Regions from separate parts of the Homo sapiens genome. Here all the other regions are linked to region 3. The links are chromatin contacts, found by Hi-C in ENCODE. All regions are on one chromosome and are shown on one strand. Each heading gives the region's core, a stretch centred on a gene start or an enhancer-like site at or near the end of the contact. The rest is flanking DNA. Distances are from core to core; before and after follow the strand shown. Region 1 overlaps LOC105374031 (a long non-coding RNA gene). Region 2 overlaps LOC105374021 (a long non-coding RNA gene). Region 3 has its middle 24 kb from the start of GPR15.

What was found. Hi-C counts contacts between places; a loop is a spot of excess contacts on that map. Pooled maps may share reads with other maps.
Region 1: a loop to region 3 is called in a map with no recorded cell type, with 15 times the contacts of the local background. The contact joins two enhancer-like sites. A Hi-C loop is called at or near these places in 3 of 37 single-sample maps with no recorded cell type and 3 of 50 pooled maps.
Region 2: a map with no recorded cell type shows a loop between it and region 3 (18-fold over the local background). The contact joins two enhancer-like sites. A Hi-C loop is called at or near these places in 4 of 37 single-sample maps with no recorded cell type and 4 of 50 pooled maps.

The regions. Positions count from the first base shown.
Region 1 is chr3:108,099,702-108,102,401 of GRCh38, reverse strand. All of the region lies in intron 1 of LOC105374031 (a long non-coding RNA gene), which reads right to left. Among named protein-coding and RNA genes, the nearest start is that of CD47, 10 kb to the right of the region's middle. RefSeq lists an enhancer at 967-1,036 and a silencer at 2,117-2,186. Within about 2 kb of position 1,366, at least 4 of the 41 ENCODE cell types and tissues checked have a DNase peak (open chromatin) inside an H3K27ac peak, as active enhancers do.
Region 2 is chr3:104,521,401-104,524,100 of GRCh38, reverse strand. It overlaps LOC105374021 (a long non-coding RNA gene), which reads left to right. Exons shown (of 6, transcript XR_007096271.1): 4 at 712-852; 5 at 1,306-1,432. Among named protein-coding and RNA genes, the nearest start is that of ALCAM, 840 kb to the left of the region's middle. RefSeq lists enhancers at 341-1,540, 2,037-2,316. Within about 2 kb of position 1,265, at least 5 of the 41 ENCODE cell types and tissues checked have a DNase peak (open chromatin) inside an H3K27ac peak, as active enhancers do.
Region 3 is chr3:98,554,973-98,557,672 of GRCh38, reverse strand. No RefSeq gene overlaps it. Among named protein-coding and RNA genes, the nearest start is that of GPR15, 24 kb to the right of the region's middle. RefSeq lists enhancers at 1,110-1,189, 1,320-1,639, 691-1,890. Within about 2 kb of position 1,317, at least 6 of the 41 ENCODE cell types and tissues checked have a DNase peak (open chromatin) inside an H3K27ac peak, as active enhancers do.

The DNA.
Region 1 (2,700 bases), core at 117-2,616, 9.5 Mb before region 3:
TTTGCATTTAAACAACTTTCAATGCCTAAGTCCAAAGAGATAAGTGATTGTGAGAATTTCCAGCAGGCAGTTGTCCTGGACCAGCCGGGGTAGTTGTCGAGAGGTCCCTGAAGCAAAATCCAATCACAGCCCATGGACAGCTGTCCACTCTGTCTCTGCAGGGTGGGTTCAGGCATGTATGACACCCTCAGAGTGTGCATGCACACAGATATGCAGGTGCCAATTAGGGACACTGAGACCATCTTAACTTCCATGGAAAAAAGCTGTCACTTGTGATATGCATGCCACTTACATATATTCTTTCCCTTAGCACTTTGATACCTTTTTGTCTAGCTTACAGTCCCACTAGCACAAAGCATTTCTTGGAAGAAAAATGAGGCCAGATAGGCATAAGGCTCAGACCCTGATAGGGTTTGGCTGTGTCCCACCCAGATCTCATCTTGTAATCCCCATAATCCCCACATGTCTAGGGAGAGACCTGGTGGGAGGTGATTGGATCATGGGAGTGGTTTCTCCATGATTTCTCATGATAATGAGTTAGTTCTCACAAGATTTGATGGTTTTATAAGAGGCTCTTCCCTCTTCACTACTCACTTTTGCCTCTCTCGCCTGCTGCCATGTTAGATGTGCCTCTACCCTTTCTGCCATGATTGTAAGTTTCCTGAGGCCTCCCCAGCCATGCAGAACTGCGAGTTAATTAAACCTCTTTTCTTTATAAATTACCCAGTCTTGGGTATGTCTTTATAGCAGTGTGAAAATGGACTAATAGACCCCAAAAAGGCAGGCAGGATACAGATTATTAGAGCGCAAATCACAGGATTCTATTGGCCTTCTGGGGCCATACCACACTCCAAACCACACTGAGAGCTCTGAAAGTGGAGAGGAGGAAAAGATTAAAAAGTACAACTTTTTCACATAAAAACCACAAAAAATAATCCTGATTCACAGACTGTACTGTGCAAGAAACCAGTGGGTTTTCTCAGGCAATTCAGTACTATCAGACAAAATTAAGAGAATTATCCAAACTACTGAAGAAGTGGAGTTCATCGGTTAGGTCTGACTGATTTGTCTATCAGGAGCCCAATGCAGCACTTATGCAAGCCTTATGTAGAGAATGCTACTTTCGAGGACAGGGTAGGTTAGGATGAGCTCTTTACTTTAGTGTGCCAGAAACAGCTCCAGGTGGTCTAGCCCAGGTGGCTGTCACAAATGAACATATCATTTTCTTTTGAATTATGAGAGAGTATGACTCATTTCTCCCCTCTGCACACACTGCTTCATAGGACCCACTGAATTTGCCACCTGGTGAAATGGTTATTGATCTGTCGTTCCTCTAGGGGATCCCCCAGTTTCATTTCCTTCATTCTCCAGACAGAGAGACACAATTGTGTAACCATATGGACACTTTCTGCATTTTATCAAAATGGCATCTTGTAAATGGAAACTCACAAGAGATTAGCACAGATGTCAGACACAAAGTACTTTGATGGACACACAAAAAGGGCATTTTGTAAACTACAGTGAAACCAGTTTCTTAAAGTATTTCTAAACTCACCAAAACTATAGAATTAAAGAGATCCTCAAGCCACTTTGAAGTACACATTGGTTTCTATCAGAACAAAGGTAGAATATGTGCTGCTTTAACAGGAGATGTTAGAGAACCTGCTGTCCACATGAGAGGCTTCACTTGTAGCTGACTTGCTTCTGTCTCCTGGGTGCTGCACAACACCGACTGGCACTTGTGACCTGAAGCTAATATAAAACACCCAGGAGGCCAGGATACAACTTGGGTTCACAGGGATTCTCCACTCTACTACAGGTGGATTCCTCCTGACCAAGCAAAGGTGACAGAGGAACTGGTGATACTTTTACCAAGATAAATCATGTGACAGGCAGGCCACTTGTCTTCTGAGGTCAGACACTAAGTCAGTGGCTCACAAACTTTAGCATGCCCCAGAATCACCTGGAACACTCGATAAAACACAGATTGCTGGGCCCCACTCCAGTGTGTCTCCTTTAGTAGGTTTAGGGCTGGGCCCAAGAATTTGCATTTCCAAGTTTCTCAGTGCTGCAGATGCTGTAAACCCCAGTAGCATCCTTTGAGAACCACCCCTCTAAGTTCAGTGTTGATATAACATTTTTCTTTCTTGCTACCATTGCGGTTCCCAGGGCTTGTGGTTGCGGAAGAGATGAGGGAAGTTGCAGCTCCTGCAGCAGCAGTTAGCGTGTGGGAGCGGTCAAACCCAGGGGCTGTTCAAGATGGATTAGTGAGGTGGGCGGGGCCTGGAATCGGGCAATCTTTCTCATGATTCCAGACATGTCTGTCTGTCTTGTCTGACAGTTTGAACCTAGTTTATCCATTTTGCTTTTAAGGCCCCCCTAAAGATAGTTTGAGTCCATTGGCCCACACCCATAGCAATGAGATCAGTATTAGAGAAAAGAAGGTTGGCAGATGGACTCAGAGAGGCTCACGTAGTAGCATCAATAAACAAACTTCATGAGGTGCAGTTTCTCAAGTGGTTTTGCACAAGTGGTCATAGCAGGGCAGGGAAGGGTGCACCTAGAGAGCCCTGTGTAGGCAGAAAACAGTTTTCTCAGCAGACATTCCTGGCGGCTTCTGGTGGAGGATTCATTTGAAATTGTCAGTCTGAAATGCAGACAGCTACTCTGCAGCTCATTTCAGAGAACACCCATGTGCTC
Region 2 (2,700 bases), core at 16-2,515, 6.0 Mb before region 3:
ATAAGTTTTTGTATTCCAAAAGATTTTAAAATGTATTTACTTACAATCTTGTTATGTTGCTTTTCATTTTTTAAACATAAAAAGTGATTAATAATCATATAGAGAGAATAAAATTAAAATATGCCATCTCGAAATATAATTCTCTGGCATATTTTGAAATGGCTATTCAGAAGGACTGCAGACACAAGTATGGCTCTGGAAGCTATCCTTTGTGGGGGAGATTTGCATCTGTAGAGAAAACTTTCATTAGTAAAGTAAATAGCAAATGCAGAGGCTTTTTATTAAGGTATTCTTATCTGGATCTTGGAAAAATTAACTCACAAGAAAAGGAGATGAAAACGTTAACACTTACAAAGTCCTGACAGTGAAACTTTTACCAAAGACTACTGTCTACTCTGAGGGCTGCTACCTGCGAGGCTTCAACTGCATAAAAAGACAGCCTTTGTCACCAAGTCTTTTTTCCCCATCTCTCACCCATAACCTGTCACCATGCTCCAAGCCTCAATTTCTTTCTATAAAATATAAAAACTTTGTCATTTGGCTCTTCTTTCAATCTCATATTCATAGACCTCTCGTGTCCATGTGCACATTGATAAATCTGTATCCCTTTTCTCCTGTTAATCTGTCTATTGTCAATTCATTTCAGCAGACTCAGACTTCAACATTCGGGGGAAAATTTGAACTTCTCTACAGTTTTGGTATCTTTGGCAGGATTATAGCAAATCACTCTGCCCACACCCGAGGCTGCAGCCAGAAACCACGGAAACTGACAGACGCCAGCAAAAAGAAAGAAAAAGTTAAGAAATTTCTTACCAGTAATCCTCCTTGGGTTTCTGCCTTAGGACTAGTCAGGTGAGTGGTGAAACTCCATTTTCGTGTTTCCTTCTTTCTAAATTTAAAGGAGAGAAAATATTTTTAAAAGTTAGTTCTTTAAATTTGTGTCCCTTGTGGACTTGTTTTATACCTATTGATAATTAATCTTTAAACATCCAAAAATGGTCCTTGTTTTTCTTGTCTCTGTCCTTTGTGTGGTTTGGTATAAGGAGAAAAACCATAATAAGCTTCTCCTTTCATCTTGTTTTTGTGTCTTGAGAAACTTGGCTTTGTAATCCCCAAATTTATTTTCTGGTCTTCACTACCCAGGAGGGCATATTTGCCAGACATATACTAGGCTGGGAATCTGAAATGTCTGTTTTTCCAAATGTGTAGGTTCTCAAAAAAAAATTGCCTTTGTTATCTCAGCCTTCATTGCCTAACAATTAATGTCTTTGCTTTCTTCTTCTTCTTCTTCTTTTTTTTTTTTAGGTGGAATCCTACTCTGTCGCCAGGCTGGAGTATAGTGGTGTGATCTTGGCTCACTGCAACCTCTGCCTCCCAGGTTCAAGCGATTCCCCTGCCTCAGGCTCTGGAGTAGCAGCAGCTGGGACTACAGGTGCGTGCCACAGTGCCTGGCTAATTTTTTGTATTTTAGTAGAGACGGGGTTTCACCATGTTGGCCAGGATGGTCTCGATCTCCTGACCTCGTGATTCACCCACCTCGGCCTCCCAAAATGCTGGGATTACAGGCATGAGCCACTGTGCCCAGCCCAACTTTGCTTTCTTGAGCTATTGTAGCAGGACAAGCCGCAGACAAAACCCCTCAGACACCAAGTTGTAGAAGGAAGGGCTTTATTCAGCTGGGAGCATCGGCAAGCTACCATCTTAAAATCCGAGCTCCCCAAGTGCACAATTTCTGTCCCTTTTAAGGGCTTACAACACTAAAGATTTCACATGAAAGGGTCGTGACTGATTTGAGCAATCTAGGGGGTACATGACAGGGGCTTCATGCACCAGTAGTCAGAGTGAAACAGAACAGAGCAGAGAGTTTCACAATGTTCTTCCATACAATGTCTGGAATCTATGGATAACATCGGTTGCTAAGGCATGAGTTGATTTTTAGCTACTAGGCAGGCCCAGGCCTGGTTTCGGGTCTGGTTTTGGGTCTGGTGCCTGGTGCCGGGCTGCCTGCCTTTGGTTTCACTTCCTTGTTTCTTCTTAAAATAGGTACTGAGTATGAAACAATGTAAAACAATATGAGAAGGTCTCTCTCTTCCCTCACTATCTTTGGGAGGAGCTTTAAATATTGGGAGGAGTTGCGTGTACCCTTTTTGAAATGAAATTCTTGTGTTTATTGATTTTAAGCCATAAAAGGGCTTATTATAATAGTTTTGAGTCACAGATGAAGTAGGTACACATTTGGAGATTTGGAAACTATCTGTATGACTCTTGACATTCATTAATGATCCCTACATCCCCACCCCTTGTTACGGTAGGTAGCTAATCAGACATGAAGAGAGCAGGAAAGGGCTTCCCCAACTCCCTGACACACACACCAGGAATGTCAGGTGACCATCAGGTGATGATCAGGCAGTTGTTAACTGTCTCTCTAAAATAATAATTGTTCACAGTCAGTGCCAGGGAAAGGCAGTCTCCGAATAAACAGAAACACCTGAAACTGGTGATCAATAGCTTCCTGACAAGATGTCAGGATTTGGAGGAGTTGGCTCAATCATGCACATTAAGAAGCAAAATGGCAGAGTTTAACTGGTATATGACTTTCTAGGGACATTTGACTGATAAGGGAAGAACGCCTCAAGTGTATGCATGCATACAACTCTAGTAAACACACTGTGCCTGCTCCCCTCCCAAGTGCTGACAGGC
Region 3 (2,700 bases), core at 68-2,567:
AACTGATGAAAAATTCAAGTGCTACAAGGAAGCTGTGTAGCTGACAGGCTAAAGCTCCAGTTCAGCTTGCAAGTGGGTGTGAGAGTCTACGGCAGCTCACAACCTTCCCATGAATCATAAGAGGATGGGAGTGGAGATGAGAGGTGAGAGGCAAAACTGAAAGAGGAGAGGATTTGATTTGAAGGCACAAGATTTGGGTTCTGGTGGTGGCTCTATCACTTCCTGGATGAGTGATCTTGAGAATTCCCTGAAACTCGTTTTTCTCACCTGAGTAACAAGCTTAAGAATAGCACATTCTATCTGTGCTTTAATGAGGATAAATTGAGATAATATATGAGGACATGCTTCACTAATTGTAGTTATACAAAAATGCTGGTTATTGGTCACAAAAAAGGCAGATGTGCTTTTGAAACATTCAGACTACGGTTTGACAATGGGGCCAGTCTGCCTGTATTCCATCATTTTTACTCTCCTTTTCTATTAACTCCATGTGTCCACTTTCTCATCCTAAAATTGGAATAAAAATATTTACTCTCCTGGTTGCTTAAAGGATTGAAATAGAAATGCATGTAAAGTAGAAAAGTATCTGTCTCTCCCCGTCTCTACTCCAGTAAGTGATCAACCAAAGTTGTTGCAATTTCCTTCCAAAATCCACAGGCAATGACATTAATCTGTGTTATGCTCAATCAAAAGGCATGCCCCAGTGACCCAGAAAAGAAGAAACCTGTGACATTCCCATTATTTCCCACAGGGCACTGATCACTTTCTACTTCTCCTAGCTCACCGTGTCCATCACTCATTCCTCAACCCTTTGGGTGGGAATGAGGCATTTGCCCCTACCAGTCTATTAAAATTGCACCTAAATTTACCTTAGAGGAAGTAAATTATAAAGAGCTCTTTGGACTGTTAAAAGTGAAGTGATGTATTTAGAAAGCGAGAGAATTTAAAAATACAGAACCATGATCAATTCTGTTTTAACTTGCAGTATATAGTTGAGAGCATGGTGTACAGGTGGGAACTGGAAAAACTGATTATTTGTTACAGTTGTTATATTTCTGAAAAAGGTGTTTATTCTTGTTTTCTTCACATCTGTTTCCAGTTGCCACTTGTCTTCTTGGGTGGAAATAACTTCTTTTCTATGAACTGGCAGAGTTTCTCTGGGTGTGGGGAGGTTCTGAACTTTGCGTGAGAGTGCTCTCCTTAGTTCAGTAATGAGATCAGTCACCAAGTCACCCCTTTGCTCTCTGGTGATGGCTGCCACCTCTTGCTTTCATGAGAAATGATAAAGCAAATGAGTCAGTGCCTAGGACCCTTCAAGAATGGCACGCGATGCTCAGCTAACCTCAAACCTTAGCTCTAGCTAAGGAGGTTTCAAAAAAAAGCCTTTGAGAAACTCTCCTTCCAGAAATACAGGCATGCATCTGGCTTCCTTCTCTTTTTCTCTATTGGCCTTTTATTTGGCGTTCTGGATTTCATTTAACTTTTTAAAAACACTGAAGTATGATTTTTAGTTTGAATAAAAAAGCAGTGATGTAGTAACCTGTGATCTTCCCCTTTAAGGTAAGATTCTGCAAAATTTTATGAAAAGACAATGTAGTTTTGCATAGTAGATGAGGGCAGAAATGTTTACTTTCCTAATTACCAGTTACCTCCTGGTCAACAAGTACAATCTGAGATCTTTTTGCTTACGTAGCGCTGTCAATTTCCTTTTTTCACCTGAGATAATCTTTTGTTTCGATAACTGTTTTCATAACCCATGCCGTGTTTTTTCCTCTGTTGTTTTTCTTTTTCTTTTTCTTTCTTTTTTTTTTTTTCAGACGGAGTTTCGCTTTTGTTGCCCAGGCTGGAGTGCAATGGCGCCATCTCGGCTCACCGCAACCTCCGCCTCCTGGGTTCAAGCGATTCCCCTGCCTCAGCCTCCCGAGTAGCTGGGGTTACAGGCATGTGCCGCCATGCCCTGCTAATTTTGTATTTTTAGTAGAGACGGGGTTTCTCCATGTTTGTCAGGCTGATCTCAAACTCTCGACCTTAGGTGATCCGCCCGCTTCAGCCTCCCAAAGTGCTGGGATTACAGGCGTGAGTCACCACGCCTGGCCCCGTTTTTCTATTTTTTAAACTACAGTAATTCTCTTTGATTTAAATATTTGTAAAGATATGTACAATAAAACTATTCTTAAATCATAGGGGAAAACAAAATATGGAGCAATAGAGCAATTCTAAATGAAATGCAAGCCTAAACTACTTTTTTAACAAGCTTTGTAAATAATCACTTGTTTGCAAAGGAGGTGGTGATTCATGTGAGAGGAGTAGAAAGAAAGATTTTGGTCCCTTTGAAATTTTATTATTGTTCTTCTAAGTACATCGTCTAGAAAGAAAGCAAACCAATAGCGTTTTGGAATTGTTTAGTCACTAATTGTATTCCATGAGCATTCTTTCTGGTTCACTGGAATTCAGTGTATAAGTCTGGGGACAAAGTGAAGCTCTGAAGTTATGAGCTTTGGACAGCAGGATGGCGAATTAAGGTGGTGGAAAAGGAAACTTTGATGTTGGAGAAACTGGTGTAGCTCAGAACGTAGAACAGAAAAAGCCAACTATTTGGCCAAAGTATCCATCTTTTAAAGAGATACAGTTTTAATCAAGTGAACAGGTAGGACTTCAGTCTGGGTGTTTATTTTTGTCTATTTATACAAATTCTTTATC